4 separate regions of the Homo sapiens genome follow, and regions 2, 3 and 4 are each linked to region 1. A link is a loop called in an ENCODE intact Hi-C map of the cell type or tissue named here. Cell type or tissue: CD4-positive, alpha-beta T cell. All regions are shown on one strand. Region 1 overlaps ACOT7 (acyl-CoA thioesterase 7). Region 2 overlaps ESPN (espin). Region 3 has its middle 11 kb from the start of ACOT7. Region 4 overlaps PLEKHG5 (pleckstrin homology and RhoGEF domain containing G5).

Region 1 (8,000 bases):
CTGTCCTTCATAGGGCAGAAGGCCACTGATGACCCTTGAGCTTGGTTCTCTCCCAGCTTAACATACTAAAGAAAAAAGTAGGGCCGGGCGCAGTGGCTCACGCCTGTAATCCCAGCACTTTAGGAGGCCGAGGCAGGTGGATCACAAGGTCAGGAGTTCGAGGCCAGCGTGGCCAACAGAGTGAAACCCTGTCTCTACTAAAAATACAAAAACTAGCCGGGTGTGGTGGCACATGCCTGTAGTCACAGCTACTCGGGAGGCTGAGGCAGGAGAATCACTTGAACCCAGGAGGCAGAGGTTGCAGTGAGCTGAGACCGCACCATTGCACCCCAGCCTGGGCGACAGAGCAAGACTCTGTCTCAAAAAAAAAAAAAAAAAAAAAAAAAAAGAAAAGAAGAAGAAAAGTAATGTCTCCCAGGCATCCACACAGGAGTCTTGCCACGGTCCCATTTCACTATCAGGAGACCCTGTGGGAGGATTTTGTTTTACTATCTGGCAGCCTGGGAGGCTGCAGAGGTGGCTCTGTGTGTCTGATGGGTACAGATGGCAGGAGCCGGGACCCAGGACGGCTCTGATTTGCTGGTGGGCGGCTGCTTCCCAGGAGCGGGCAGGGCTCTGGACCAGGCCCAGGGAGTCCCTGAAGGCCAGTGTGATCCAAAACTTCAATACATGGACTGACAAGTATTTGCGTTCCATGGGAAGATCTCCCAGCAGCCAGTGCCTCGGATGAGCCCCACACCTCCTGCTTCCAGGACTGCAGGAGCAGGAAAAGCCCCACCCTGCCCTGGGACAGAGACACGAGCTCCTGATCAGCACCTGCCCGGAAGTGCCCTCTGCCACGCTCTCAAAAGCAACTGGTATCACACGGCCCGTGAGGCACAGGCATCCCAGCAAACCACAGGCACTGGGTTCCTCATGGCCACAGGGCTTCCAGCCAGGACAGCAGCTGCAGAGGCAGAGCCTAAAAGAACAGCTCTGGGCCCTGGGTTCAAATCCTAGCTCTACTGCTTACTAGCTCTGTGACCTTGTGCAGCGACACAACCTCTCCACGTCTCAGTCTCTGTAAACACAGATAATAAATGGTCCCAACAGGCTGCTGCAGAGATTCGAGGGGATAACGAATGGGAAGAACTCGGTGCTTAGGAAACGCCCAGGAGAGGCAGGGATAGCTGTCTCTCTCTGACATGCGGGGATAAGGCAATTGACAAACGTCAAGTGCGTGGACCATGCCCGGCATCCAGTGAGGGCCCAGAGAGGGTGCGGTCTCATCACCATGCCCAGCCCCGGCCGTCTTCTGGCTGACGGCAGCTCTGAGGATGCAGCTGTCTGGAAAGCCACCTAACTGTTCTAGGCCTCAGTTTCCCCACTTGTAAAACAGGGTTAAGAACAGTGCCTGTCTCAGCAGGTGGCTGGGAAGACTACACAGGGAGAGGAAGGGTGAGCCCCAGCGTGGCCGCGGGCTCATCGTAAGCGCTTACTCGGTGGACGCTCTCCATGACGGTTGACGGTGCCAGGCCCGAGCTCCCAGCATTCATCAGATGATGCCTAAGCACGCTCTATGCTCAGTCTGGAGAAACCAAGGGCAGAAGTCCTGCCTGCCCTCGTGGGGCTACCACTCTGTACAAGCACAGCAGGTCAGGAGTGGAGCAGCAGCTGGAAGCAGAGAGGGAGCCAGGCCATCAGGGGCATGGCCGGACGCTGTGTTTTGTTTTTGTAGAAACAGGGTCTCACTCTGTCATCCAGGCTGGAGAGCAGTGATGTGATCTCAACTCACTGCAGCCTCAACCTTCCTGGGCTCAGGTGATCCTGCTGCCTCAGCCTCCCAAGAAGCTGAGACTACAGGCACAGGCCACCACACCTGGCTAATTTTTGTAGTTTTTGTAGAGACAAAGTTTCATCATGTTGCCCAGGCTGGCCTCAAACTCCTGAGCTCAAGTGACCTGTCCATCTTAGCTTCCCAAAGTGCTGGGATTCCAACATTTTTATGTAGAGCCTAGAAGAGGAGAGGGCAGGGCCCTGTGGATATCTGGGGAAAGCCAGTGCAAAGGCCCAAGGCAGGAATGCACCCAGCAAGTCCGAGAAGAAGCAGAAAAGCCAATGTGGCCAGAGGGAGAGTTGAGAAAGAGATGTAGGAGGTGAGGTCCCCGAGCCGCGCTAGGCAGAGACAGGGACTCGTGCGGACGTGCCTTTGGCTTTGGGCGAAACAGGAGATCTGGAGGGCTCTGAGCAGGCAGCACTGTGCCCTGACTCCACATCTCCCTGGCTACTGCTGGAGAACAAACCAGGCAGCAGGGACCAGCAGGGTGACCTGCCAGGAGGCTGCTGCAGTGATCAGGTGATCGGGTGATCGGAAGAGCAGCACCATTGGACCCAAAGTGGGGGTGGGCCTGGGGGTTGTGCTCAGATCTGGACTTCCTGGAAGGTAGAGCAGTGGGATCTGCTCCCAGAGCCTCATGAGTTTGGGAGGGAGAGAGGCTGACAGAGGCTCCAGGCTTTGAGCCTGAGCACCGGGGTGCTGCAGAGACCATTTACTGAGGGGAGGGAGGCTGGGAGAAGCAAGCCTGGGGCAAGGACAGGAGTGTCGTTTTTTTGCACATCAAGGCCAAGCAGGCCAAGTAGGCATCCAGATGGGCTGGCCAAGAGGCCCCAGCCAGAGACAGAACCTTGGGACTTCCAGCCACAGACTGGAAGGCACCACCAGGGGAGTGTGGATGCGGGGGTCCCCTGCCCCACCTAGGGCCCCAGCAAAGCCCTTCTAGGCACTGGGACTGTTCTCACCCCCACGCCCTGGGGCTGCCTGGAACTCAGAGACCCCCTCCTAAGCCTAGAATTTCTGGATCACCATCCTGGGGACCAGCCTCCCAGAGGCTTCTCCAAGCCAATGTGTCAAAACTGTCCCTCCAGCAGCCCCAGATCCGGAGAAGGAGCAAGGAGGGGCAAGTGTTCAAAGCACAGGTTCGAGGTATAGTCACAGCCCAGACCTACCATCTGCCTCCCCAGGTGGCCTCAAGCAAGTGTTCAATCTCTCTGTACCTCAGTTTCCTTATCTATGCAACTGGGATAATAAAAATAACAACAGCAGCTGGGCGCAGTGGCTCACGCCTGTAATCCCAGCACTTTGTGAGGCCGACGTGGGCAGATCACTTGAAGTCAGGAGTTCGAGATCAGCCTGGCCAACACGGTGAAACCCCATCTCTACTAAAAATACAAAAAAATTAGCCAGGTGTGGTTGTACACACCTGTAATCCCAGCTGCTCGGGAAGCTGAGGCAGGAGAATCGCTTGAACCTGGGAGGCAGACATTGCAGTGAGCCGGGATCGCACCATTGTACTCTAGCCTGGGTGACAGAGTGAGACTCTGTCTCAGAAAAAAAAAAACAAGACAAGAACAGCTGCCTCTCCGGGGTGTTGTGAGGATTCCATGAGCTAAACTTTAGCTCCTGAAGCATTCTGGAGCTTTGCAGAATGTCAAGTGCTGACCAAATGGCAGCAAAATAATTCCACGATTCTGAGTGACAGCATCACCCTCTGGCCTCCCAAGCCCCTCCTTCATCTTTCCTCCCCATCTTGGGGACTTTTCCTTCCCTGTGTCCATGCTCTCCTGCCAGGGACCCTCACTGTCTCTCTCTGGAAGGGTGCAACAGGAACTTGGGACTTGGCCCTCACCCCTGCCCCAGGCTCTCAGGCTCAGGCCCACCCTCCCCACAGCCACCAGAGGGTGCTCTCTGAACGTGACTGAGCTGCACCGGAGCCTCGGGTCCAAAGAATCAATCTACCCCCAGCCCAGCCAGCGAGCCCCTCCTAAACCAGGCACTGCCAGCAAACCCACTCCTGAACCTGTACCACACGACATCCCCCACATCCACGTCCAACCATCCGCACTTACTGTGGCTTGGTTCATTCTACATATGCACACACACATGCATACGCAGATACACACACACACACACGCACACACACACAGCTTCCACTCCTCCACTGAAACACACCCTACCCACTGTTCCAGGCTGAATGCATGTGCCATGCTCTGCATGGCTGTCCCCACCTCCCAAAATCCCTGTGTTGAAATCCTAACCCCCAAGGGAATGGTAGTAGAAGGCAGGGTCTTTGGGAGGTGATGAGAGAATGGGGACAGAGCCCTCACAAATGGGATTAGTGTCCTTATAAAAGGGCCTGAGAGAGCCACTCCTACCAAGCGAGGACACACAGGAAGTGATGTGACATCTATGAACCAGGAAACAAATGGGCCCTCAACAGACACGAAATCTGCCGGCGCCCTGATCCTGGACTTCCAGCCTCCAGGACTGTGAGAAATGCATTTCCATTGTTCACAAGCCAGCAGGCTGTGGTCTTAGTTCCGGCAGCCCAGGCTGACAGAGCCAGCAGCCACTTCCTGCATCTCAACAGTGTGGCTCAGAGCTCACAGTGCCTCCGCTGGTCCCTGGTCTCTGACGTGGCTTCCACTTGGCCTCTTGATAGAGTGGCATTATGCCCGTGCCCATGGTGGGGACCTGCACCTCACACTCCCACTCTCCAAGCTGGGGCTGAGTCTTCCTCTTCTCTGCCTCCCTGGAGGCCACAGAAGGTGTGCTGACCGAGCCCCATAGTGCAGAGGCTGCAGCTGCGGCACCAAGGCAGACGCCCTGTCCTCAGCACCCAAGGGCTGGCTTCCCCCCAACAGCCGCCCTTCAGAGAAAATGTCCCCTCCCCAGGGCTGGGGATGGCTGAATGTCCTACAGCAGCCCTGAGGTTGACACTAGACACCGTGCCCCTTGTCCCCAGCTTTAGGGTCACAGGGCCCTCCCGAGCTACACAATTTTGGGGCAGGTGGAGAGCTGCTCCCATTGTGGGCACAGTGGTACCAGGCCTGTGAGCTTCAAAGCCAGGAAGTGGCCAAGTCACAGAGAGCCACGGCACTTGCTATGGTGCCATGGCCACCAGGGTTGGTCAGGGCAGAGGTGGGACCTCTCCTACATCTGCTGTCTGGCCTCTTATGTCTCAGCTGTTGGCCATCACAATAAACTCCACCCCACGGAGGCGGGGCATGCTTCTGATCAGGGCCAGGTTGGCGGGGGACTCGGCATGGCGGGGAGTGGTGGAGGGAGGGCCTGTCAGCTTGCTTGACGCTTCATCTCTGGTGGGTTCCTACACCTCCTGGCTGAGGCCAAAACCAAGCATAGCTCTGAGGGTCCGGTGCAGAAATACTTGGGCCACTTCTCCCACAGTTCCCAAGGCCCAGTGCACAAGGGGAGGGAAGGCTGCAGGCCTGGCTCCCCGGGGAACTCCTGTCCTGAACTCACACTGGTGCGGCCTCCAGGGCCCAGAGGTATGGGGCCCAGACCCTTACCCCGTTCTGGCTGTTGCAATGCCGGGTGCTGATGATGGCGCCTGCCTCCTCGATCATCTTCAGGATGGTCCCCCCGTGGACATTGCCGGCCACGTTGGCATCATCTGGCCGCATGATCCTAGGGCAGAGGAGAAGCAGGATGAGGCCTCTGGAGAGGATGCCATTTGTGCAACAGTGACAATCCAAGGAGGGGAGAAGGTCCCCAAAGGGCTCAATGGCTCCCGGAGGAAAGAGAACCTTCCCAATGTTTGGGCTCTTCCTAGGTGGTGTGTTCGTCAGGGTGGGGTGCCACCTGCTAGGCCACGGAAGGGGCCCTGAGATGCTGTTTCCATGAGAGAGAAGGAGGGCAGAGGGGCACTTTCTCCCCCTGAAGCCACATGTCCCTGGACTGCCCTGGCAGGGAAGGGCTGATGGTGAAGACCTTTAAGCAAAGCCACAGGGCAGGGAGGTGGTGATCAGCCCTTGGGGTTCCCAGTGACCAACACACAGACTGTGACCCTAGGAGCAAATTCCCGGGACCACCACCACCCCCGTCAGGAGTCCCAGAGAAGCCAGGTAGCCACGGCTGTTCTGAGAACTAAACATGAGTCGCAGCTTCAAGACCCCAGGCCCTGTCAGCAGGTGAGCGCCTGCCCACTGCGCGCTAAGCTCCTCTGTGGGTCCCGGGGGCAGTGTGGAATCAGGCCCTGGATTGAAGGCAAGGAGCCTCCCAGGTCAGAAGGAATGGAAACGCCACCTCACTTCCCCAAAGAGGAACAACTTCATCCTTGCCGTGAGCAGCCGGTAGTGTGGGAGCTCCACGAAATCTCTGGAATCCCAACAAGCCAGCTTGGCAGTCCTGCCAGGGCAAGTTGCCTGGCACCTTCCCAGACAGCACCCAGCTGATGAAAGCCGCCTTCACAGGCCGAGGCCTGGAGACGAGTGACAGGCAGCGGGCACAGGTCCAGGGTCCAGCATCCACCTGCAGCTTGTGTAGCCTGCCCAGCCTTGCTGGACAGTGTGGGGGCCCCAGGAGCAGCGTCTCCCCAGGTCTGCATCTCCTCTCTGCTTCTCTAGCAGCTCCAAGGCTGAGCAAGTCACTCTCCAAGAGCGTTCCTGGCTCTGGCTCTTACTTGCTAGGTAACCTGGGCAAGCTGTCAGAACCCTCAATCCTCCATGTGCTCATCTGTACAATGGGTAGAATGACAACACTGCCTCGCCTAACTGGGAGATCACGCAGATCGCACACTCACTCCACAACAGCGCTGGCAGACACATGGTACACAGTAGATAGTCCACACGTTAACTAGGAGAATTTTTCCCTTTTTGGTAAGTATTTAGCCAACTTGGTTGGAAGCTCCAAGAAACCCACCATCTGGCCACAGGATGCCACTTCTAGAGCAAATGACCACAGATGTCCCCCAGCAACCCATAGCTGCCCATCCCCAGTGTCACCCCTCCACCCTGGGTGAGAGTCTATTATGCAAACCAGGGCCCACTTAGGCCAACTGGCTTCTGGCTCTGAGGTCAGGCAGGGCCCAAGGTTCCGTGGGAGGCTCAGGGACAGTTGCCTGTGGAGCGGCCGGCACGGCGTGACACAGTGGCCGGGGGATCCCCAGAGCACACAAGAAACCTCATTTGGCTTCTCAAGTGTTCATTTTAAAATACCTTTGTTTTTAAAAATTGAACTTACTCTATGAAAGGTTTTTGGGCTTTTTTTGTCTGAGTTATGAGGTAGCCAATTATAAGTCACAAAATGATTCTATCAGCCTCTTCCCTTTGTTTTCCACTTAGTAGGAAGGGCCTTCCCCGCACCAGCTGCAGCGGGCAGAGGGTCACTTTCCACACAGGCCTGTCCTGGGGGCACTAGCCAAGGCTGTGGGTGGGTGCGGAGAGCAGGGCCCAGCTCCTGGTTCTAGAGCAGTGAGGAAACATCAGCCCAGCATTTCCCAGGAGCAGCAGAGCCAGCCTCCAGAGCAGCCTGAATGACTGCTGCAGGCCTCACTTTGCCTGTCTGTGAAGTGGAGCCACACACAGCAGGCTGGCCCCCAGGAATGACACAAGGCCAGGGAGAGAAGACGCGGGCCAAGGGCTGCAGAGCAGCGGAGGAAGTGCTTTCATGCGGTGGGCACTGAAGACAGGACAGATATGTGGGTAGCCTTTAAGACAGAAGACCAGGGACAGTGCCTGAGGCCCCGAGGAAGAGCCTGGAGCCACCTGGCAACAAAGTGAGGACTCGGCACTTGGCGCTGTGCCATCAGGAGTACATGCCAGGAACTGCAGACCGCACGCCAGCTGGCTACCACGGGCCTGGCCGCCTTTCTTCGGCACCTTGGGTCCTGCACCAAGGACCATCCTAACTCCCCAACTGACCACCCAGGAAGCCAGCCCCTGCCCTCAAGGTCAGACACAACCCTCTCCCCTACAGGACCTGACTCCTGCCTGGGGACTGTGCTGTCACCTCCAATGCACAAGGCTCAAAGCCCAACTCACTTACCCCTTCTCCCTTTCCCCAAATCAGACACCTTCCCTCCAAGCCAGGGCAGCCAGTGAGTCCCAGCCTCAGCTGGGATTCCTTCCCATCCTGCATACCACCACCAGCTGCTCCACACCTGGCCCCTCCCTCTTCCCCTCCCCACCTCCCTCATTCCTTCCAAACAGCTCAGGAACCGCTG
Region 2 (8,000 bases), 89 kb after region 1:
AGAGGCCATCCCTCCTCCGGGCTGTGGTCCCATCCAACAGGCCAGCGCCCCTGCCTTCACAGAGGCTGATCCCTCTGCAGGGATCAGAGATACCCGCCTGCACCCTGCCTTCCTCCAAGTCTTTGCCCAGACCTCACCTCAGCAAGGCCAACCCTGAGCCTTGCTGAAATTGTCAACCGCACCCATGATGCCCACTCACTCTCCCACTGGCCTTGTTCCCTGCTGCCCTTTTTCTTTGAGACTTGAGTCTCGCTCTATCGCCCAGGCTGGAGTGCAGTGGCACGGCTCACTGCAACCTCCACCTCCCAGGTTCAGGTGATTCTCCTGCCTTAGCCTACCGAGTAGCTGGGATTATAGGTGCATATGGCACCACACCCGGCTAATTTTTGTATTATTAGTAGAAATGGGGTTTCACCATGTTGGCCAGGCTGGTCTCCAACTCCTGAACTCAGGTGATCCGCCCGCCTCGGCCTCCCAAAGTGCTGGGATTACAGGCATGAGCCACTGCACCTGGCCTCCCAGCTGCCCTATGGTTGCCTGGCTTTGCGTTCTGTGTGCATCCTGCGTGACAACCAAAAGCTAACCCCTAGGAGAAACCCCTGAGACACATTCCATCTCTTCACTCCCTGCATGCCCGAATTTCCAGCCAGGCCCTTCATCACACAGACAGATGTGTGTTTTCATCCCATCTGTCCCTGACTAATGAGGCCAGGGGCTTTGTCTTCCCGGCTCTGTATGCCCAGAGCCTGACTCCAGTAAACGTCTGCTGAATGAGTGGGGTATGGAATCCCAGGGACTTGTCCACTCTGCCTATAGCTCATTGCATGTGACCCTAGACAAAACTCCCCTCTGAGCATTCCCAAGCCTGTCTGGCAAGTGGACCTAACCTGCCCTACCAGCCTGAGGCCATGAGTGAAGAGAGATCCCCTACTCCTGGCCTGGATGTCCCTTCTCATATTTATTCATTCAACAAAAAGCAACTGGGTGCACCCAACTGCCCGGCCCGTCATCACGTCAGCCATACATTCTTCTATCCATGTGTGTATGGGTCTGAGGAATAGGAGAACAAGATAATTCAGGAGTGACAAGTGCTGTGTAGTGAAATGAGCAGTTTGGTAGGAAGCGATGGGGATGGTTCTTGAAATTGAGGGGTCAGGGAAGCCAGGTGTCTTTGAGGAGAGGAGAGCTGAGACCCTAATGAAAAGAGGGTGGGCCTCGCAGCCCTGCCTTGATGGAACTGGCAGTGATGCGGGGAGGTGTAGAGGCCTCAGGTGGGGTCAAATGTGGCCTAATTAGGGGCCAGGAGGAAGACCTGGGAGGCTGGGAGAGTTGCAGGCAACTGTAGGCTTCTGGAACTATTCCATGCTAGCTGACGGCCTGGGGTGTAGAACCTTTCTCAAATCAGGGCTGCATTTCTTCCCTGGGCCAGGCCTACTCGGGAATCTTTTAACATAGGCCGGGAAGTTTGACTGGAGGACACCGAGAGCCATAGAGCCACCATAGGCTCGGTGAATTTCAATTCAAAGCAGTCACAGGCCGCAGCTGGACTGATCCTCGGATGGAGAGCCTCTTCCTGGCCTCCCTCTGGGGAGGCATGACTGGCAGTGGGGAGGGCTGCGGGAATCATTCTTCAGCCCGGGTCTGGCCCCATGGGCAGCTCACTCCCTGCGGCGGCGCTGGCAGTCAGCTGGCACCAGTCTCCGCCGGAGATTCCCACAGCCCACACGGGCGACCCATGTTTCTTTTGTGTAATCAGAGGTGACTTGATGAATAGTTACAGTTCATCCATAGCATCTTTGTTCCCAGGAGAAAGAAAACAAATCATGATTTATATGATCATCGCCAGGGCGCCTCTGACCTACAAAGAGGGTTTGGGTCAAAGCCGGGGCAAAGGGCAAGGGCTTGGTCTGGGAGCACTTTTCTGCAGCTGTCACTGTGGTCGGGGCTAGAGCTGGCAGGGGTCTGGGAGTCAGAGGTCTCCCCAAAGACCCATCCTCTCCCCTCTAGGTAGTGTTCCCCACAACAGAAATGGTGCCCAGCCTGGCCCATACTTGGCAGGACCTGGACACTCCAGGCCAGCCATAGACCCTCCTGGTGGCTGGTCCTCCCAGGTACAGGGAAGGATCCTAAAGTTCAGCAATGGCTGTGCACCAGGCACCAGGCCTGTGCTCAGGGCTCTGCCAGCACTTCTCAGGCACTCCGCATGAGGTCAGGATGACAACTGTTGTCCCCATTTCATGGATGGGTTTGGGAAGACAAAGAGACAAGAAGCAAGACTGTGGCACAGCTCAAAGGCACGGGACTTGAGCCAGGTCCTCCTTATAGCGAAGCCGGGGCCCTCCCTGCAGGTCCTCCTGCCGGGGCTGTGCCCCAGCAGCTGGCAAAGAGTGTTCCTGAGTTCCCAGCAGTGAGGTCTGCGGGAGAAGGGCAGTGGTCTGTGCGGTGGGAGGGAGGGAGGCAGAGGGACAGACCAACCAAGAGCAGAAGGGGTGTAGACGTGGCACATTTGGAGTCAGAAGCAGGCTCTGCATGAGACGCAGCCTCAAATTGGGGCTCTGCCTCTTTCTCACAGAGTGATCTTAGCTCTCTGTGCCTCAGTTTCCTCATCTGTACCAGGAGAACAATGCTAACACCTGTCCTGTGGGGTTACAAGGACCAGCTGAGAGAACGTGTGTGTTGTACTCATCACAGTGCTTGAGACAGAGTAATCATTCAGTAAATGGTGGCTGCTATCACTATTATTATTTACTATTATTACTTTTATTAATTCCTCTCTCCAGTGATGGGAATTTTTTCTTATTTATTTATTTATTTATTTATTTATTTATTTATTTTAGAGGCAGGATCTTGCTCTGACACCCGGGCTGGAGTACAGTGGTATGATCATAGTTCCCTGCAGCCTCAACTTCCTGGACTCAAGTGATCCTACCTCCTCAGCCTCCTGAGCGGCTGGGACTACAGGTGTGCACCAACACACCTGGCTCATTTTTGTATTGTTTGTAGAGAATGGCGGTCTCTCTATGTTGCCCAGGCTGGTCTCGAACTCCTAGGCTCAGGCAGTCCTCCTGCTTTGGCCTCCGAAGGTGCTTGGATTCCAGGTGTGTGATGAGAATTTCATTTTGGTCCTTATGCTCATCCATATCTTTGTAATACTCCCCAGTGACTGTGAGAGTGCCCATTGTTCTTCTTGTCCTCAGGCCAAGGTGGAGGGGGATGTTGAGCCGGGATCCCCTCCCCCGCAGCCCAACAGCATATCTGCCCCATGTTCTGGGGTATTCCAAGGGGATGTTGAGCCAGGATCCCCTCCCCCTCAGCCCATCAGCATATCTGTCCCATGTTCTGGGGTATTCCAAGCTGGAGGCTCTGACTCCATAATGGGGCGTGTGAGTGCAGATGGTGGAATACTAACGAGAATGGTGATGAGCTCCAGCACTTACTGAGGGCTCATTCCGTGCCAGGAACTTGGGCTGGGAATGCCAGCCAGCGGCCCTGCAGGAGGCTGTGGGTACCACTGCCCCCTGCTGCTCAGATCCTGCTTGGTGCCAGCTTCTCAGACCTTCTCCGGCTGGCTGGGCACCCCTGGGTCATGGATCTCTGCCAAGTGGGGGGTGCTGGGAGAGCAGAGCTCACCGCAGGTCTGGCCCCCCCACCAGCTGTGCAGACCGCCGTGGGCCTCTACAGATAGAACCCAGTGGGCCCCCACCAGCCCCTGATCCCCAAGACCCCGGCACTCACTGTGCCTTGGTTACGGGGTGAATAATTTAGGCCGCTGAGTGTCAGTCATGAAATATTCAACAGCCTGTTCCTGACGCAGCAGCATGTGAGTGTGCGTGGGGGTGACGCTGGCGCTGGGGTGTGGAGGCTGGCAGCCACGAGCCAGCATGTTTCTGAAGATAGATACGTAGCTGTGTCTTCTGTCTCCCTCATCTATGTCGACGGGACCCCCTCTGGATCACCAGGCATGGTGCCTGCTCCCCGCACCATCGTGAAGTGCCGGGCTCAGCATCAGCCCCAGCAAATGGCAGCCCTGTGTCTAGGGAGTGGGGAGGGAGGAGAAATCAGTGAGTGGAGGTCCATGGGGGCTGCAGACAGCCTTGGGGTCTCAGGAGTCAGGGAAGTAGACAGAGAACCAGGGCTTTAGGGACAGGGAGATGCCAGCTGGGAGGGTCTCAGGATGTGTGTGAGAGGGAGGGAGAGGGCACACGTGACAGGGGTCAGAAGAGGGGCTAAGTCGTGTTGGGAACAAGAGGGTGGGTGGGCAAAGGGGGGTAGCCTGGTGCCCATTGATGGGCAGGCAACAAGCGGATGGGCAGTTGGATGGGTGAGCGAGGGATGAATGCGGGGTGGAGCATGTGGTTGATCTAGGGGGTGAAACACTGGGGGAGGTAGATGGGCAGGATGTGAAGTCCTGTGAAGAATTGGCCTCCTAAGCACAAAAGGTGAATTGGAACCCAATAGGTCGCGGCCCCCAACCTGGAGCTTCTCCTGGGTCTGGGGATAGATTGTGGCTCCACCTAGTGTCCTTCGGTGGTAACTGCACCCTGGCTGTTCACCTGGACACACCAGGCCAGCCATAGACCCTCCTGGTGGCTGGTCCTCCCAGGCACAAGGAAGGATCCTAAAGTTCAGCAATGGCTGTGCGCCAGGCACCAGGCCTGTGCTCAGGGCTCTGCAAGCACTTCTCAGGCACTCTGCACAAGGTCAGGATGACAACTGTTGTCCCCATTTCATGGATGGGTTTGGGAAGACAAAGAGACAAGAAGCAAGACTGTGGCACAGCTCAAAGGCCCCCCTCTGGGCTGGGAGAGCAAGGATAAGGGACAGTGACAGCCGAAAGCTAGGCCCTAGGAGAAGCCCCTGAGACACATTCCAGCTCTTCAGTCCCTGCATGCCCATATTGCCGGCCAGGCCCTGCATGCACAGACAGATGGGTGTTCAAATGCCACTTACCAGCTGTGTGACCGAGGAGAGAGCTGAGTCTGTGCCTCTGTTGTGGGACTATGGGTGATGGCACAGAGTCCCAGCCCCACCTGTGAGCCTCCTCAGCTGCAGCTGCACCATTGACTGAATTCTGATTCTGGCAGGTCCCCTGCTAGGTGCCTTACCGGTGTAATCTCAGTTGATGGTCATAGTAATAGTTGATGGCCGGGTGCGGTGGCTCACACCTGTAATCCCAGCACTTTGGGAAGCTGAAACAGGCGGATCACTTGAGCTCAGGAGTCCGAGACTAGCCTGGCCAAGATGGCAAAACTGGGTTTCTACTAAAAATACAAAAATTAGCCAGGCGTGGTGGCACATGCCTGTAGTCCCAGCTGCTTGGGAGGCTGAGGCAGGAGAATGGCTTGAACCCAGGAGGCAGAGGTTGCAGTGAGCTGAGATTGCGCCATTGCATTCCAGCCTGGATGACAGAGCAAGACTCCGTCTCAAAAATAAAAATAAAAAAGAAGAACCTGCTTGCTAGTGCCGTAGCCCAGAGCTAGCACAGCAGAAGCATTCAGTACATAGTGGACATCCTGAGGGCTGCCAGATTAACAAAAACAGCAACAACCAAACCCAGGACGTTTGACTAGCTTTGAATCTCAGATAAACAAGCTGTACTTTAGTATAAGTATGTCCCATGCAATATTTGGGATATAGAATACTAAAGCATTATCCGTTTATCAGAAATTCAGATTGAATTGTGTGAACTGCCTTTTGTCTGGCAACCCTTACCACCCTGCCCTCTGGGAACTCAGTCTTCTGGGGGAGGCAAAGGTCAAAATCAGTTATGGTCAACCAAGCATGACAGGTCATGCTCAAGTGGCCCTGGGCAGTGTGGGGCGGAGGCCAGCAAGGGGGAAATAAATCAGGGTGGCCCTCATGGAGGAGGGATGGGTACTGAGTCTTCAAGAGGGAGGAGAAGGACATTCCAGATGGAGGGGGCACACAATGAAAGGGATAGAGGTCAGACACAGCAGGTGTGGGGATTCATGGTGACAGTGGGTGAGAGGGGAGAAGAGGCCAGCTCACCACATCTTTGTAGACCTCGGTTAAAAAGTGGGACTGAGCCTGGGTGCGGTGGCTCTGTAATCCCAGCACTTTGGGAGGCTGAGATGGGCGGATCACGAGGTCAGGAGTTCGAGACCAGCCTGGTCAACATGGTGAAACCCTGTCCCTACTAAAAATACAAAAAATTAGCGGGGCGTGGTGGCACATGCCTGTAATCCCAGCTACTCAGGAGGCTGAGGCAGAAGAATCGCTTGAACCCGGGAGGCAGAGGTTGCAGTGAGCCAAGATCGAGCCACTGCACTCCAGCCTGGGCGACAGAGCTAGACTTCTTCTCAAAAAAAAAAGTAGGACTGAGGGCAGGGCAGTGCTGGGTGGGACGCCCTCAGGGACCTCTGAGGGAGGGTGGCTCAGGACTCAGTCCAGGGGGAGCCCCCCGGGCAGCAGCGGGCCGGTGACAGGGCCCTTTCCCACCCACTCTCCCTGCCGTCCAGGGCTCCCCGGGACGGGATGGGGGCGGGTAAGAAGGCCTCGGAGGGGGTGAGGCGCTGAAAGCCCACGGTGGGCGCTGTGTCTCCGCAGGGGAGTGAATGCCCAAACCAAGAACGGTGCCACGCCCCTGTACCTGGCGTGCCAGGAGGGCCACCTGGAGGTGACCCAGTACCTGGTGCAGGAATGCGGCGCAGACCCGCACGCGCGCGCCCACGACGGCATGACCCCGCTGCACGCCGCGGCGCAGATGGGCCACAGCCCAGTCATCGTGTGGTTGGTGAGCTCCGGGCCCGGGCGGGGAGCAGGGGAGGCGGGGCGGAGCCGGCAGGGCGGGGAGTGGAGGGAGCGGGGCCATCAGGGGTGGGGCGGGGGGGCGGGGGCGGGCCACGGAGGTACAGGGGGCGGGCCTACAGGGGCCTGGCGCCCAGCCCCCGCCCCCCTCTCCCCGCCCGTCCCGCCCAGGTGAGCTGCACCGACGTGAGCCTGTCCGAGCAGGACAAAGACGGCGCCACCGCCATGCACTTCGCGGCGAGCCGCGGCCACACCAAGGTGCTCAGCTGGCTGCTGCTGCACGGCGGGGAGATCTCGGCTGACCTGTGGGGCGGGACCCCGCTGCACGACGCCGCCGAGAACGGGGAGCTAGAGGTCAGCGCGGGCCCGGGGTGGGGGCGCGCGCCCTCTGCTGGCACCGCGCTTTCAGCACGGCCCTGCCCGGGCGCGGGGGTCCCAGCTCGCGGCCGCGGCCGGGTCCTCACTGCGTGCCCCCGCAGTGCTGCCAGATCCTGGTAGTGAACGGCGCGGAGCTGGACGTCCGCGACCGCGACGGGTACACGGCCGCCGACCTGTCGGACTTCAACGGCCACAGCCACTGCACCCGCTACCTGCGCACGGTGGAGAACCTGGTACGATCCCTGAGCTGCTCCTGTCGCATTCTTTCTTCTCGCCCCTCCACCCCAGTGGTGGGTGTCGTCACCCCTTTTACCAAGGAGGAAGCTGAGGTTCAGGGACGTGAAGCCCGCTACCCCACACGACCTCTCAGCCCAGAACCACTGCCTACTGGGGACTGAGGGAGTAGAGGCACAAAGGTCAACGGAAAGAGGACAGGGAAGACCAGAGTCACCCCAAGGGGTAAGGCTGGAGAAATCACAAGACAGGACCCACTGGGAATAGGCAGGCTCATTCACCTACCCATAGACATTAGCTTGGGTATAACTCACAGCCACCCTCTGCAGAAAAGAGTGTTTAAGTGTCCCGTTCCACATATGGATAAAGTGAGTCTGCGGGGCACCAAGATGGCATCACCAGTAACTGTTAGAGTGGAGAACCTACCTTGATGGCCTGGCCAGGAGGCACCTCTCAGCCCCTGCACCATACATTTGCTGACTTCATGGCTGGGTCATAACTGGAAACCCACGCTACTCTTTTTAAATTATGTTATTATGGTGAGACAGCCATGAAGTGACCCAATGGGACTTGAACTCAGCTGTGGATGTCTCCAAGTGCAGGGCTCTGCACCATCTGGT
Region 3 (8,000 bases), 56 kb after region 1:
TCCCAGCTACTCGGGAGGCTGAGGCAGGAGAATGGCATGAACCTGGGAGGCGGAGCTTGCAGTGAGCCGAGATCCCGCCATTGCACTCCAGCCTGGGCAACAGAGCGAGACTCCGTCTCAGAAAAAAAAAAAAAAAAAAAGACCGATCTGGCCAACAAGATGAAACCCCTTCTCGGCCGGGCGCGGTGGCTCATGCCTGTGAGCTTGCAGTGAGCCAAGATCATGCCACTGTACTCCAGCCTGGGCGACTGAGTGAGACTCCGTCTCAAAAAAAAAAAAAAACCCTTCTCTACTCGGGAGACTGAGGCAGGAGAATCGCTTGAACCCAGGAGGCAGAGGTTGCAGTGAGCCAAGATCACGCCTTTGCACTCCAGCCCAGTTGACAATGCAAGACTCCGTCTCAAAAACAACAACAACAAAAAAAAAAAAAAACAAAAGAAAAAAACCAACGAATACCTATAGTATCATGCCACACACGCAATGATCTAAAACTCTGTTAGGAGAACATAAGTAGGTGGTAAAGCTATAAAGAACAAGGAAATTATTATCACAAAACTCAGGATAGCGGGTACCTCTCAACGGAAGCGAGAGGATTGCGCTGGGGGATCACCTGGGGGTCGGGAGTGTTCATGTTTTCTTGACCTGGGGAATAGTGTACATGCTTACAATAAATGTTTTACATTGTGCATATGTTTTATGCATTTTTATGTTTATGTTCCAATTTTTTTAAATTAATGGGAATATCTGGGATGTGAGGTTGTGGACAATTTTCTTTCTTTAAATTTTTTTTTTTTTTTTGAAACAGAGTCTCACTCTGTTGCCCAGGCTGTCGCTGGCACAATCTCAGCTCACTGCAAACCTCCGCCTCCTGGGTTCAAGGGATTCTCCTGCCTCAGCCTCCCGAGTAGCTGGAACTACAGGCATGTGCCACCACACCCGGCTAATTTTTTGTATTTTTAGTAAAGACAGCATTTCACCGTGTGAGCCAGGATGGTCTCCATCTCCTGACCTTGTGTTCCGCCTGCCTTGACCTCCCAAAGTGCTGGGATTACATGCGTAAGCCACCAAGGCCGGCCTCTTTCTTTATATTTTTAAGGAAGTAGTGAGCCTGCCTCGTGGTTAAGGGTGTGGACCATCCAGTCAAAATTCTGTATCATAGCTTTACTTCCTACCCAGGCAGGTCACCTACCCACTCACTGGGCAGGTTGCTTCATCAGTAATGTGATCATAGTGCTGTGAGAACTGAACAAGTAAGGGAAGACATGCAATTAAGCATTCTAAAATATTAACTATTAGTGTATTTGACTCCATTAAACATAATAAATGTCAGTTTTTGAACTGAAGATTTATATAACTCAGAGCTCTAAAATAGAAGAGGACCAGGCTCAGTGGCTGACTCCTGGAATCCCAGCACTTTGGGAGGCCAAGGCAGGAGGATCACTTGAGGCCAGGGGTTCAAGACCAGCCTGGGCAACATACAGAGACCCCACCTCCACAAAAAATTAAAAAATTAGCCGAGTGTGCAGTGACTCACGCCTGTAATCCCAGTACTTTGGGAGGCTGAGGCAGGTGGATCACGAGGTCAGGAGATTGAGACCATCCTGGCTAACACAGTGAAACCCCGCCTCTACTAAAAATACAAAAAAAAAAAAAAAATTAGCCGGGCGTGGTGGCGGGCACCTGTAGTCCTAGCTACTCGGGAGGCTGAGGCTAGAGAATGGCATGAACCAGGGAGGCAGAGCTTGCAGTGAGCCGAGATCACACCATTGCACTCCAGCCTGGGCGACAGAGCGAGACTCCGTCTGAAAAAAAAGAAAAAAAATTAGCCGGTTGTGGTGGCACACACCTGCAGTCCCAGCTACTCTGGAGGCTGAGGTGGGAGGATTGATTGAACCCAGGAAGCAGAAATTGCAGTGAGCCAAGATCACACCAATGCACTCCAGCCTGGGTAACAGAGCGAGACTCCGTCTCAAAAAAAAAAAAAAAAGAAAAAAAGAAAGGTGTGTGGAACAGGGCCTGGCATAGAGGAAGGGCTGTGTACAGCTTTGTGAATCAGCTTGAGAAGCCAAGCAGCCCTGGGGTCCTGGGGGCTGCAGGAATGGATGCGTTTGACCAGATGGGAGGGATTCAGATCACCTTGGCCCAAGGAGAAGACCCTAACTGGTTCAAGCTGGGATTCACACAAGAGGAGGACACTGCAGGATTCTCCAGGGTCTGCCATCACAGCCTCCCAGGAATCATACAGGATGCAGCCGGAGAGCCGCTCTGTTCACACAGCCACTGTGTTTCTTTCATGTTAATGAATTTAGCTCTTGTGTTTATCCTCTGCAGAGATGATAGACACTTCATGATTATTCCTCTTGTCCATGGAATTGAATAGACAAGACCCTAAGTCTGTTGCCAGCAGGAAATGTGAGTAAATGCTGAAGCATACACATAGTCTTCTGTTCCCAAAGGGCCGACACATCTAAAAGACAAACAGAAGAGGCTACTTAGAGGGGCACGATGGCTCTCCTCTGTAATCCCAGCACTTGGGGAGGCTGAGGCAGGTGGATCACTTGAGCCTAGGAGTTCCAGACCAGCCTGGGCAACATGGCAAAACCCCGTCTCAAAAAAAAAAAAAAATTAGCCGGGCATGGTGGTGTGCACCTGTGGTACCAGCTACATGGGAGGCTGAGGCGGGAGGATCTCCTGAGCCTGGGGAGATCATCTGGACATCAGAGTAAGACCATCTCAAAAAAAAAAAAAAAAAAGGAACAGCCTCTCCTCCTAACTGAACCTTTTTTTTTTTTGAGACGGAATTTTGCTCTTGTGGCCTAGGCTGGAGTGCAATGGTGCCATCTCAGCTCACCACAGACTCCGCCTCTCGGGTTCAAGAGATTCTCCTGCCTCAGCCTCCCAAGCAGCTGGGATTACAGGCATGCCATGTGCCACCATGCCTGGCTAATTTTCTATTTTTAGTAGAGACAGGGTTTCTCCATGTTGGTCAGGCTGGTCTCGAACTCCTGACCTCAGGTGATCCACCCACCTCGGCCTCCCAAAGTGCTGGGATTACAGGGGTGAGCCACCGCACCCGGCCTTTTTTTTTTTTTCTTTGAGACAATGTCTTGCTCTGTCCCCCAGGCTGGAGTACAGTGGCATGATCACAGCTCACTGCAGCCTCAACCTCCTGGACTAAAGAGGTTCTCCCACCTGAGCCTCCTGAGTAGCTGGGACTACAGGTGTGCACCACCAACCATGGCCAGCTAATTCTTTTGATTTTTATAGAGACGGGGTCTCAGTATGTTTCCCAGGCTGGTCTCGAAGTCCTGGACTCAAGTGATCCTCCTGCCTTGGCCTCCCGAAGTGCTGGGATTACAGGCATGAGTCACTGTGCCTGGCCTAACCTGATCTTTAAAGTCAAGTGCTCTGACCCCAGAATGAACCACTCCAAAGAGACCTAAAACTCATAAACGACCCATTTGAAAGCGGGACCCATAATCCAAGAGGGAAGGTCAAAAATAAATGGGTCATTTCCCGGAGAAGAAAAACACCTCTATGTTTGGAGTAGACATACATTCATTTCCCAAAAGCAGCATTTGGAGATCATCTCTTTAAGTAGGTCAAACTTTATAACTAGAATTATAGCCGTGCCCCGGTGCCTGCAAATTAACGGGGTTAGTGGGAGGAGATCTAAGTGACATGACCTGGCCGGGCGCGGTGGCTCACGCCTGTAATCACAGCACTTTGGGAGGCCGAGGCGGGCGGATCACGAGGTCAGGAGATCGAGACCATCTTGGCTAACACGGTGAAACCCCGTCTCTACTAATAATACAAAAAAATTAGCCGGGCGTGGTGGCAGGCCCCTGTAGTCCCAGCTACTGGGGAGGCTGAGGCAGGAGAATGGCGTGAACCCGGGAGGCGGAGCTTGCAGTGAGCCGAGATCGCGCCACTGCACTCCAGCCTGGGCGACAGAGCGAGACTCCGTCTCAAATAAATAAATAAATAAATAAATAAATAAATAAATAAATAAATAAATAAAAGTGACATGACCTGTGAAATTCTCCGCGTTGCTTCCCGTAAGCCGCAAGGCGCTCCGTCTCTCGGTCTGTGGCCCTCTGGCTCCACCTAGGGGCCGAGCAAATTCCCAAGCGCTGGGTCCCGCGCCCCACCCGGGATCCCACCTGGGCGTCATCTCTTGGGGCGGTCTTGCTACAAATCACAATAAACGTTCCCCCACTCAAATTTTTAACAAGAACTCCGTGATTATGACAAAAGACACACAGTCAAGGGTAATTCTATTTTTCCTCATGATAATAAAAAGCTGAGGTATAATTGTATGTTTCTCAAGGGCCTTAAAGAAAAACGATGTTGGTTTTATGCATCAAGTAATTGCTGTGTGAAGAGCTAAAGGGCCCTCATGTGCAGGAGATAATCAGCGGGAGCTCTGCACCAGTGTGACTGTGGCCAACACACTGGAGGCGACTGCTCCCAGCCCGCAGCCCCACCCAGCAGAGGCCGGAGCCCAAGACGGTGCCCGAGTCGCTTCCTCACCGTTGGTGAGCAGGCTCCCAGAGAAAGAACTGCCTTCCAACCAAACGCCCACCAGATGAGGGAGATTTGGGCGAAACGGCCACACATTCATCTTGACACCTAGGATCACTCAGAGAGCAGAACTACCTTCTGTCCTCAGCAGGACAATAACTCAAGTTAGATTCAGCATCAGCGGGAATGACCTGGAGGGGCTTCCTAACTGGTGATGAGGCGGCTAACTAGTTGAGTAAAAATGTTATAAACCAAAGGGTCCGGAGTCTTACAGTCCAAACCCACCTCCATGCACCTCCTAGCTGTGTGGCCTTAGGTAAGTTCCTTGGCCCCTCTGCACTTCAGTTTTCTCATCTGAAAATGGGGCAATAATAGTATCTACCTTGTCAAGTTTGTATAAAGATTAGGTGAGTTACCAGGCACACATCAGAGCAGGGCCTGGTGCAGAGGGAGAGCCTGGTAGATAGCACCATTATACCTAATTCATAGTGAGCATTCTCAAGGGCCAAACAGGCATTTATTGAGCATCTTATATATACCAGGCCCTGTGCTGGGCGCTAGTATCTTACCTATGATACCACATGGTACAGAAACCATCTGGGTATTCATAAAGGGCAGTTGCAGAAAAAATGCACAAATCGTAATTGTACGGCTTAATGCATGATCATAAAGGAATGCACCCATTAACCCGTCCCCAGATCAAGGAAGACATCACCAGCACCCCAGAAGTGCTTCTCTTGCTTTCTGCCAAATATGGGGACCTCTTCTCCCTAAAGGGAATAACCATCCACAACATCAGTGCTGTAGTGGGTAGCAGGAATTTGTGCATGCTTGTTGCTGTATAATGTTGCATTGCATGAATAATGAATATAAGGATCTTTGCATTTCTTTTTTTTTTTTTTTTTTTTTTTTGAGATGGAGTCTCACTATGTCGCCCAGGCTGGAATGCAGTGGCGCAATCTCAGCTCACTGCAAGCTCCGCCTCCTGAGTTCACGTCATTCTTCTGCCTTAGCCTCCTGAGGAGCTGGGACTACAGGCACCCGCCATCATGCCCAGCTAATTTTTTGTACTTTTTGTAGAGATGGGGTTTCACCATGTTAGCTAGGATGGTCTCGATCTCCTGACCTCGTGATCCACCCTCAGCCTCCCAAAGTGCTGGGCTTACAGGCATGAGCCACTGCACCTGGCCTGCACTTCTTTCTTTTCTTTTTTGGAGACAGAGTCTCACTCAGTGGCCCAGGCTGGAGTGCAGTGGCACAATCTTGGCTCACTGCAACCTCCACCTCCCAGGTTCAAATGATTCTCCTGCCTCAGCCTCCCGAGTAGCTGGGATTACAGGCACCCGCAATCATGCCTGGCTAATTTTTGTATTTTTTGTATTTTGTTGTTGAACATGGGGTTTCACCATGTTGGCCAGGGTGGTCTCGAACCCCTGACCTCAAGTGATCTGCTTGCCTCAACCTCCCAAAGTGCTGGGTTACAGGCATGAGCCACCATACCCTGCCAAATTATGATTCATTTAATGTCTGTGGCATCTATAGTGACTCCCCTCTTTCATCCCCAATATTAATAACTTGCAACATTTCTTTTTTCTTTAGTAGTCAAGCTTAGTTTATCAATTTTATTGATGATTTAAATAAATCAGCTTTTGGTTTCAAGTATTTCATCTATTTTCTGTTTTCTAGATTTCTGTTCTTTTTATTTCCTTCCTTTGACACATTTTGGATTTAATTGGCTCATCTTTTTCTAGCTTCTTAAGCTGGAAGTTTAGATAATTGCTTTTTTTATTTTCATTTTTTTGAGACAGAGTCTCACTCTGTCACCCAGGCTGGAGTGCAGTGGGGCAATCTCAGCTCACCGCAACCTCTGCTTCCTGGGTTCAAGTGATTCTCCTGCCTCAGCCTCCTGAGTAACTTGGATTACAGGGGTTTCGTCATGTTGTCCAAGTTGGTCTCGAACTCCTGACCTCAAGTGATCTGCCCACCTTGCCCTCCCAAAGTGCTGGGGTTACAGACATGAGCCACCATGCCTGGCCAGATAATTGCTTTTCTTTTCTTTTGTTTTGTTTTATTTGTTTGTTTGTTTGTTTTGAGACAGTCTCGCTCTGTCACCCAGGCTGGAGTGCATTGGTGCAATCACCTGGCCAATAATCGCTTTTAGATGTTACTTTTCTCTTTTCTTTTTTCTTTTTTTTTTTTTGAGACGGAGTTTCGCTCTTGTTGCCCAGGCTGGAGTGCAATGACACGATCTTGGCTCACCACAACGTCTGCCTCCTGGGTTCAAGTAAGTCTCCTGCCTCAGCCTCCCAAGTAGCTGGGATTAGAGGCATGTGCCACCACGCCTGGCTAATTTCGTATTTTTAGTAGAGACGGGTTTCTCCATGTTGGTCAGGCTGGTCTGGAATTCCCAACCTCAGGTGATCCGCCCGCCTTGGCCTCCCAAAGTGCTAGGATTACAGGCGTGAGCCAATGCACCCTAGGTGTTACTTTTCTAGCATAATCCTTTAAAACTCTGAATGTACCCGCAGGCCAGCATGGTGGCTCACGCCTGTAATCCTAGCATTTTGGGAGGCCGAGACGGGCGGATTGCCTGAGCTCAGGAGTTCGAGACCAGCCTGGGCAACATGGTGAAACCCTGTCTCTACTAAAATGCAAAAAATTAGCTGGGCGTAGCGGCATGCACCTGTAGTCCCAGCTACTCTGGAGGCTGAGGCAGGACAATCACTTGAACCTGGGAGGCGGAAGTTGCAGTGAGCCGAGATCGTGCCACTGCACTCCAGCCTGGGTAACAGAGTGAGACTCTATCTCCAAAAAAAAAAAAAAACTCTAAATGTACCCACAAGCATTGTTTTAGCTATATCTCATAAATCTTGCTATGTTGTTGTATTTTCATTTCCATTTAGTTCTTAACATTCTCGAGTTTACCTTGTGATTTCATCTTTGACTCATTAGTTATTTATAAGTCATTGTTAATTTCGGGCCAGGCAGGGTGGCTCATGCCTGTAATCCCAGCACTCTGGGAGGCTGAGGAGGGCAGATTGCTTGAGGTCATGAGTTCGAGACCAGCCAGACCAACATGGCGAAACCCCCATCTCTACTAAAAATACAAAATTAGCCGAGTGTGGTGGTGCACACCTGTAATCCCAGACACTCTGGAGGCTGAGGCAGGAGAATCGCTTGAACCCAGGAGGCAGAAGTTGCAGTGAGCCAAGATGGTGCCATTGCACTCCATCCTGGGCAACAAGAGCGAAACTTTGTCTCAAAAAAAAAAAAAAATTGTTTAATTTCCAAGAATCTGAGGAGTTTCTGGCTCTCTCTCCCTTTTTTCTCTCTTTCTTTTCTTTCTTTTTTTTTTTTTTTTTTTTTGATGGAGTTTTGTTCTTGTTGCCCAGCTTGGAGTGCAGTGGTGCGATCTCGGCTCACTGCAACCTCCACCTCCTGGGTTAAAGCAATTCTTTTGCCTCAGCCTCCAGAGT
Region 4 (8,000 bases), 130 kb after region 1:
CGCAGCAGGCCGCGCATGTACTCCATGCAGCCCTCCTCCTCCATGCAGTAGCGGATGTAGGGCTTGAAGAGCGAGCCGAACTGGCCCGGGGCAGAACAACCACGGCGCCGGTTACCGCGCGCTCCCTGCGGGCCGGCCCGCGCCAGGCGCTGCGCAAGCGCTTCCTTACTGCACTTGGGCGACCACCCCAAGGGGGCAGCAAGCTTATGATCCCTGTTTCCTGATGAGGAAACTGAGCCTCAGCCAAAGTGACCACCCGTGGCCAGGGATCAGGGGTAGATGGTCAGGTGGAGGCTCAAACCCGGGCGACCGCCTCGTAATTCCTCACCCTTGGCCACAAGGGGTCAAGTGCGGTTACGGGCCTGGGGGAGGTTGGGGATGCTGGGCAGACCGGATCGGGCCGTGGAGGCTTTTCGGCGCCCCAGCCCTGCCTCAGTGCCCCCGCCTGCGCCCGGCCCCGCCCGTACCATCTTGAAGCCTTTGAGGAAGTCCCCGGGCTGTAGCAGCGCTCGCGTGCGCCGCGCCTTCTCCAGCACCGGCGCCATCACGCTAGCCCACAGCCTGCGGTGCAGCTGCGCGATCTCCGGGATGTTGCTGAACAGGCGCTCCGCCTCCACCTGGGCGCGGCGGGAGGTGCGGTTGGCCACGCCCCTCCGCCAGGTTAGCCCCGCCCCAGGTCCAGGTCCCGCCCTCCTTCCTGGTACCTCACCCGCCGCCGCCCCCGAATCCCAGCGCACCTCACACAGCAGCCCTGACTCTTGCAGGTTCAGGAGGCAGCACAGGAACAGCTGTGGGATCAGGGGATGGTGTGACTGGGGTCGGGAGGCTGTCTCAGCCCTAGGGCCCCACCCAGCCTCAGGCTCCCCTGCCACTCCTTCCCCTTCCCCGTTCCAGGAGGCCCCACAGCAGCCACGGATAAGAAGGCTGTACCCTTTGGCCTTCGCACCTGGGTAGTCCAGACCCTGAGGAAAGACCCAGTCCTCATAGCCCTCCCGAGGTCACACTGCCCTGGTCCCTCCTGGAGGGAAGCTCGGGGGAGACTGGCTTTGAAGCCATGCCTGGAATTCCCTTCTCCACCTCTGCCCTGGCTTAGCCTCCAGATTTCACCTCTGAGGGTGCTTCCTCCCTCCAGGAAGCTCCAAGCCCAGGGTAGGTGCTCCCCTCCCTGAGCCGAAATCCCTACACTGCCAGCTCACTCTGTCCCGTCCAGGGCGTGGCCTGCTGGGCACCCAGCACACAGCAAGTGTTGGGAAACAGCCACTGAACGAAAGTGAAAGAATGAGGCCTCACCTGTGCTAATTCAGCTGAACCTGACAAACCTGCCCGAAGCCCCCTCCCAGGTTCCTCTAGGAGGCACCTCCTCCCTGGGCGCAGCCCTTGTCTGACTTTCCTGCCCCCACCTCATTGCCAGGCACCTGCTCCTTCTGCAAAGGCTCAGACTCAGCTGAGGGCTGTCAGAAAGAGGGGGGCAGGGTGGCCACGGGGACCAGCGCAGCCCCTACTCACGTTGATGATCACCCGCAGTTTCCTGATGTAGGAGGCCTCCGTGTGCAGCAGCTCCCACACCGCCTCCTGCTGGTGGCACTGCCGCCGGGTCAGCTTCTAGAGGGAGGGCAGGATGGGTCATTCACGAGGCCTGGAGCACCTTAGGGTGGCCGGGGAGGATAAGCAACCTGCATGCAACTCTCATTTTCCCAATGGGGACATGGAGGTCCCAAGAGGAGCAGGGTCACCCTTGACACCACATGAGTAATCACAGTTAAGACACCCAAGATCTGGGCCCTCCTCTGCCATTAAAACAGCCAAGCAGCACACCATTTTCATCTAGCCTCAGTGTCTCCAAAGTGGGCTAATGGTAACAGTGGCCTCTTTGGGGCGTCCCATGGAACATCTGATCACTGGGTCCTCCCGAGGGCTGTCCTCCTTTCGGGACAAGGAGGGAGCAGCACTGTGGCCCGCACTCACCTCATGCCCATCAATGAGCTCCCGCCAGCTGTCCTCCAGCCTCAGGCAGGCATTGTCCTCATCCTCGTCTTCATCGTACTCCTCCTCCCAGGAGTCATGGTCGAAGCGCAGCCCCCGGGGCAGCCTGGGCAGCCCGAAGAGGCTGTAGGTGTGCAGCTTGCCCTCCAGCTGCTCCATCTTGTCTACCTCCTGGAAAGATACCCTGGTCAGGGTCAGGGGTCATGGCCAGCCAGCTGCCTGACCCTGGGCAGATGGGGCCACATACCCGGCCAAAGGCGCTGGTGCTGGGGCCGGAGCTGAAAAAGCCGCTGAAGCGACTGGCCGCCCGGTTCTTCCAGCTGTCGCCAGTGTTGGTGCTGCCACTGCTGCCGCTGGGCAGAGAGCAGCTGGAGGGCGTGGGGGGCTCCTGCCCGGGGATGCTCGCCTCCCCCAGGAACTCCGACATGTTCTTGCGGCGGCGGCCAGGGGCCTGGTCAGGGAAGGGTGGTCAGGGCCGGGACCCCCTGCCAGCCCCCATGGCCCCACCCCAGGGCGGGTTTCCAGGGCCTCAGGCCAGCCTGGGATGGAGGAGGGTCTCTGCATCTCTACCCTGGGGTGTCCCCTCTCCTGGGACCCAGACATATCTGGAGACTGGAAGGTCCAGACACAGATACGCCCAGACTATCATCCCCCAGTCCCCCAGCTTCAAGCATGAAGCACAGAGTTACACACTCAGATGCACTCTGGAACACAGCTCTGGGTGGTCTGTAGCCCCAGGTACAAGTGCTCTCACACACACATGCACACACAGGTTCCCTGACCCCTGGCACTAGAAGAGTCTCAGATACAAGCCCTCACCTTGGGCTATGGCTAGATCCAGAGAGAGAGGGTCCCCTACTCTCCCAGCCAACCCCATTTTCCAGAAGGGACAATTAAAACCCCAAGATGGGGCAGTGAGAGACCCAGGGTGACTGCCTCTGAGGAGGGGCTGTGGGCCCAGCCTGGGCCCCTTCCCACCCCCTCCCCTGACACACCCCCTCCTCCTCACCAAGATGTCCAGGCTCTCCCGGCGGCTCTGGGCGTCCACACGCTCCAGGGCGGGGGGCCCGGTCCCAGCTGGCCGCAGAATCGGCAAACTCAGGGACTTGGAGTCCTTCATGCCCTGCTCCACCTTGCCCTCATCTCCAGGCTTGGCTGGGGCTGCATGTGGGGGCCACGAGAGATCCTCAGTACCCTGGTCTGGTGGAGGAGGGGGTCCCCGGTCCTCTCTCCCCGGAGGATCCACACCAAGGCCTGCCTGCCCTCCCCCGACAGCCCCGCCCTGCCAGCACCCTCCCCTCCCCCAGCAGCATCCAGCAGAGACACCTGTATGGTAATGAGGCTGCTCAGGCCCACGACCAATGGGAACCTGAGCCTGGGAAGGGCGCCCATCTCCAGGAGGCTCCGCCAGTCCCAGCGGCCCCATTTGGCCCAGGCTGCTTCTCACCTTTGACACGAAGGTAGTGTCCCCCGAACCTGTAGGCCTCGAAGGTGAGGGACAGGGGTGTGTTGGACTGGTCCAGGTAGATGTCCACTTTGCCCAGCGCAATGCCCTTCCTTTCAAATACAGGCAGCAGCACCTCCCTGCCCCCAGGACAGGAGGCATGTGTGTTAGAACCAGGCGGCCAGTCGCTTCAGCTTGGGCCCCGCCCCCACGAGCCCCCGCCCCACCCACAGCCCCAGCTGCCCCCACCTTCCCAACGGAAAAGGGAAGCCCGCATGGGATCACACGCAGGTCCACAGACACCTGCCCGCAGAGGTGCTCACACAGGCGCATCTGCATACCACGGCAGACCTGTCACACGCCTGCCCACACGCAGGCCTGGCTCCTGCATACATGATTAAAATGCACAAGTACACAGACCCCACCGCACTCCCTCACACTGGCGTGCACACCAGCACGGGTCTGCCCACGCAGGGATGCGCTCGCTCACGGGCCACCACACAGACACACACGTCACACCTGCAGAGACCCGGAGCCTGCAACATGGGGCCACCCCTACTCCCAGTCCCACTTCCACCCTGAGCCCCATCAAGCCCTACCCCAGTGACTTCTTCTTCATGGCTGGGACGATCTCTGTCTCAATGTCCACATTCAGGTCAAATTTCAGAGTGAAGCATTCCTTGCTTGGGTCCTGGGAGGATGGTGGGGGTGGGGGCTGTGAGCTTCTCCTCACCGCCCTCATTCCCGCCCTCCTCCCCACCCTCCTTCCCACCCTCCTTCCCAACCCTCCTCCCCACCCTCCTTCCCACCCTCCTTCCCAACCCTCCTCCCCACCCTCCCCACCCTCCGGTCTCGGATGGGAACCCCAGCAAGAAAGGGAACCCCAGCGATCTCCCAGACCTCTGCACCCTGGGATGCAGACCTCCCCACCCCCATCCCGGAGGAAGGCCCAGGCTCGGGGAAGGGCGCAGGCTGTAGGGAACCCGCATCTGCCGGCTCTGGGGGGCTCCTCACATCCGTGTGTCTCCTCCTTGCTTTCTTCTTGGAGAGTTTCAGGCCTGTGCTCTTCCGGTCCCTGCAGGGAAGCGAGGAGGGCAGAGGCTGGAGGTGTGGGTGGCCCTCGCCAGCGTGGGCGGCGAGTGGGCCTGTGGCCTCCCCGCCCTTGGCTCACCCCAGGTGACAGGTAACCCGCGTGGATTCAACCCGGCCAGGCCCGCATAGGGCTGTGCGCCCTCTGGTGGCCAACACGGGAGTCACATCGAACGGTACCTGGTCTGGTGTGGGCTAGGATCCCAAGCACCCTGGAGGCTGGCCCAGGCTGGGTGGCCTCTTCCCGGAGTCAGGACAGCCACAGGCGTGGGAAGAGGTCTGCCCATCAGCCTTACTTGAGGAAGGCGCCAGAGCATCTGGTCCTGAATGTCTGATCTGAGACCCAGCCGTGGGGCCCTCCAGGTATCTCTCTGCCCACTCATCCCTCACCTACCCTTTGCCATCCACAGAGCTCTCCTCCTCCTCCTCCTCCAAGTCCACTGCGGGGCTGGTGCGCGGCGGGCATGACCGGGTGGACACGTTCCGGGCCAGCACAGAGCCTTGGGAGAAAGCAGGAGAGGGTTGTGCCTCCCCCGCCCCTCCTTAGCCTGCAGCATGGCTGCCTCCAGAGGGACCACAGCCTGTTACCCTGGAACCCCCAGATTAAAGGTAGCAAGGGCCCTTCAGTTCTGTGAGGAGAGGGGCTCAGTCATTGTTTTTTGTTTTTGTTTTGAGATAGGGTCTCACTCTGTCACCCAGGCTGGAGTGCAGTGGCATGATCTCGGCTCACTGCAACCTCCACCTCCTGGGTTCAAGCAATTCTCATGCTTCAGCCTCTTGAGTAGCTGGGATTGCAGGCGTGTGCCACCACACCCGGCTCATTTTTTTGTATTTTTAGTAATGACAGGGTTTCAACATGTTGGCCAGGCTGTTCTCAAACTCCTGACCTGAAGTGATCCACCCACCTCAGCCTCCCAAAGGGCTGGGATTACAGGTGTGAGCCACCTTGCCTGGCCTTAGTCATTGCTGTCTATCCCCACAGACCCAAAAGGACACAAAGGCCCTGGGATGACACCCATGGTGAAGCTCCACCCCAAAAACAAACTCACCTGTGGCCTCAGTTTACCCTTCTATAAAATAAGGATAAGGAAGCCTTGCCTCTGAGGTTATTACAGGAAGGGACCAAAGTCCATGGCTCTTTCTTCCAGGCCTCCCCTCCCCCATGCTGTGACCACACCTGAATTCCCAAGGGGCCCTGGCAGTGGGAGAGAGTCTTTTGTTTGTTTATTGTTTTTTAAGACAGGGTCTTGCTCTGTCGCTCAGGCTGGAGTGCAGTGGCACGATCAGGGCTCACTGGAGCCTCCATTGTCGGGGTTCAAGCGATCCTTCCACCTCAGCCTCCGAGCAGCTGGGACCACAAGTGTGTGCCACCACACCTGGCTAATTTTTGTATTTTTTGTATTCCAGACATGAGCCACCGTGCCCAACCAGAAGAATCCTTTTGTTCCTCTGATCAGCTGGGAAAGGACTCGGGGGTTGGCATTTCTCACCAGGCCTGGGTGCCTGCGAGCCACTCCTCCATAGGCAGTTGATGGTGGGCCTGAGCTGGGTCCCTGCTCAGCAAGAGGAATTTCTTATTTCCTGCTCCAAGTGCCTCCTGACCTGGCCACCCCCACTCCACACTGCCTCTGCTAGGCCCACAGCCTGGCTTGCAGGACTTGTCCAGAAGTCCCCTGCCCTGAGGATAGGCAGAACTAGAAAGAAAGGGGCCTTCTCTGTGTGGGCCACAGGCCAGGGGCAAAAGCAGCTGGGGGAGGTGAGAACCAGTGAGAGCACAGCACCAGATAGAGAAAGGCCTGCCTCTGGAAGGGGCACGCTCATGGACTTTCTCTCTTGCTAAAAAACATTTGGAACAAAAGGAACCGTAACATACTCGGGTTTCATTATTTACAGTCGACTTGTCCTTATGACGCCCTAGCACGTTTCCGACAGTTACTGAAACACTGACACAGGAGCTCTGGGGGCCGAGCTGCGGCTCCCGCCTGTGCTCACCTTGTGGGGGAAGGTCGAAGCGGACATGCCCATCATAATGCATGGTGCTGTGGAACTTGCTGTCACAGGCCTCGCAGAGGTTGAGGGGCCCCCGGCGGTGCAGCTGCTGGCAGTCGGCGTGGTGACATACCTGGGGTGGGGACAGAAGCCTTCAGGAGGTCCACGAGATCCACCACATCCCTCGACCCCGGCCCAGCGCTGCAGGGACTTAGAATGAACTGCCCTCCATCTCTCGATCCAGGGTGAGGAGACGCCCCCCAGCAGTCCCCCCTCTCCCACATCATCAAGTTTCCCCTCTGCTGGATCATTTCCCCCACTGCCACACCAACACGTGGTTATTTCTCCATCTTTTTCTTTTTTTTCTTTTTCTGAGACAGAGTCTCATTCTGTCACCCAGACTGGAGTGCAATGGCTTGATCTCGGCTCACTGCAACCTCCGCCTCCTGGTTTCACGCAATTCTCCTGCCTCAGCCTCCCCAGTAGCTGGGATTACAGGCGCACACCACCATGCCCAGCTAATTTTTTTTTTGTATTTTTAGTAGAGACAGGGTTTCACTGTGTTGGCCAGACTGGTCTCGAATTCCTGACCTCGTGAACAGCCCGCCTGGGCCTCCCAAAGTGCTGGGATTACAGGCGTGAGCCACCGCGCCCGGCTTCTCCATCTTTTTTTTTCTTTCTTTCTTTGAGACAGGGAGTGCAGTGGCACAATCATGGCTCACTGCAGCCTTGACCTCCCAGACTCACGTGATCCTCGAGCCTCAGCCTCCCGAGTAGCTTGGACTAGAAGCACACACCACCATAGGCGAGTGTTTGTATTTTTTGTAGAGACGGGGTTTCACCATGTTGCCCAGGCTGGTCTCAAACTCCTGGCCTCAAGTGATCCGCCCACCTTGGTCTCCCAAAATGCTGGCATTACAGGCATGAGCTGCCACGCCCAGCCTTATTTCTCCATTTTACAGAGGCCTCACCTCACCCTCCAGCTACGGCTGACTTTCTTTCTTTCCCTTCACAGCTAAACTCTGTAAACAGGTATCAGTATTCACGACTTCCTAGTTCTCTCCTCCCACTCTCTTTATTTTTCCCAAGTTTTGTTTTAAAATATTTCTTTTCTTTTTATTTTTTTAAATTTTTCTGAGAAGGGGTCTCGCTCTGTTGCCCAGGCTGGAGTGCAATGGCACGATCTCAGCTCACTGCATCCTCCGCCTCCCGGGTTCAAGTGATTCTCCTGCCTCAGCCTCCCAAGTAGCTGAGATTACAGGCACAATCCACCACGCCCGACTAATTTTTGTATTTTTAGTAGAGACGGAGTTTCACCATGTTGGCCAGGTTGGTATTGAACTCCTGGTCTCAGGTGATCCGCCTGCCTCGGCCTCCCAAAGTGCTGGGATTACAGGCGTGAGCCACCGCGCCCAGACTTGTTTTAAAATATTTCAAACCTACCAAAAATTATAAGAATAGCACATGACATCCACATGCCCTCTGGACTCCCCAA

Evidence for each region. Hi-C counts contacts between places; a loop is a spot of excess contacts. Peaks named below come from ENCODE experiments on the same cell type or tissue, not always from the same donor. Only the 100,000 strongest peaks of a DNase experiment are listed, where the experiment ranks them.
Region 2: a loop joins it to region 1, with 7 times the contacts of the local background. A loop is called at or near these places in 14 of 110 quality-filtered maps.
Region 3: it touches region 1 in a loop (10-fold over the local background); 64 of 110 quality-filtered maps call a loop at or near these places.
Region 4: it touches region 1 in a loop (4-fold over the local background); 7 of 110 quality-filtered maps call a loop at or near these places.

What each region holds. Positions count from the first base shown.
Region 1 is chr1:6,344,403-6,352,402 of GRCh38, forward strand. It overlaps ACOT7 (acyl-CoA thioesterase 7), which reads right to left. Exons shown (of 9, transcript NM_007274.4): 2 at 5,347-5,464. Among named protein-coding and RNA genes, the nearest start is that of ACOT7, 45 kb to the right of the region's middle. In CD4-positive, alpha-beta T cell, a CTCF peak has its summit at 3,718 (motif pointing right); DNase peaks (open chromatin) are centred at 3,729 and 4,389; H3K4me3 peaks cover 1,102 bases; H3K27ac peaks cover 1,588 bases.
Region 2 is chr1:6,433,687-6,441,686 of GRCh38, forward strand. ESPN (espin) reads left to right here. Exons shown (of 13, transcript NM_031475.3): 3 at 6,568-6,754; 4 at 6,940-7,122; 5 at 7,248-7,379. Among named protein-coding and RNA genes, the nearest start is that of MIR4252, 7.8 kb to the left of the region's middle. RefSeq lists enhancers at 5,991-6,504, 7,733-8,000 and a silencer at 6,743-6,852. In CD4-positive, alpha-beta T cell, CTCF peaks have their summits at 4,538 (motif pointing left), 7,096, 7,296 and 7,509; DNase peaks (open chromatin) are centred at 4,515 and 6,765; H3K27me3 peaks cover 857 bases.
Region 3 is chr1:6,400,738-6,408,737 of GRCh38, forward strand. No RefSeq gene overlaps it. Among named protein-coding and RNA genes, the nearest start is that of ACOT7, 11 kb to the left of the region's middle. In CD4-positive, alpha-beta T cell, CTCF peaks have their summits at 4,112 (motif pointing left) and 4,314; DNase peaks (open chromatin) are centred at 1,154 and 4,094; H3K27me3 peaks cover 295 bases.
Region 4 is chr1:6,471,021-6,479,020 of GRCh38, forward strand. PLEKHG5 (pleckstrin homology and RhoGEF domain containing G5) reads right to left here. Exons shown (of 21, transcript NM_020631.6): 2 at 6,509-6,638; 3 at 4,911-5,016; 4 at 4,442-4,502; 5 at 4,027-4,118; 6 at 3,431-3,567; 7 at 2,993-3,144; 8 at 2,231-2,434; 9 at 1,966-2,154; 10 at 1,507-1,602; 11 at 738-788; 12 at 468-617; 13 at 1-80. The coding sequence starts at 6,551. Among named protein-coding and RNA genes, the nearest start is that of TNFRSF25, 8.8 kb to the left of the region's middle. RefSeq lists enhancers at 3,344-3,865, 3,866-4,386, 5,743-6,942. In CD4-positive, alpha-beta T cell, CTCF peaks have their summits at 4,673 (motif pointing left) and 4,876; DNase peaks (open chromatin) are centred at 567, 1,557 and 4,641.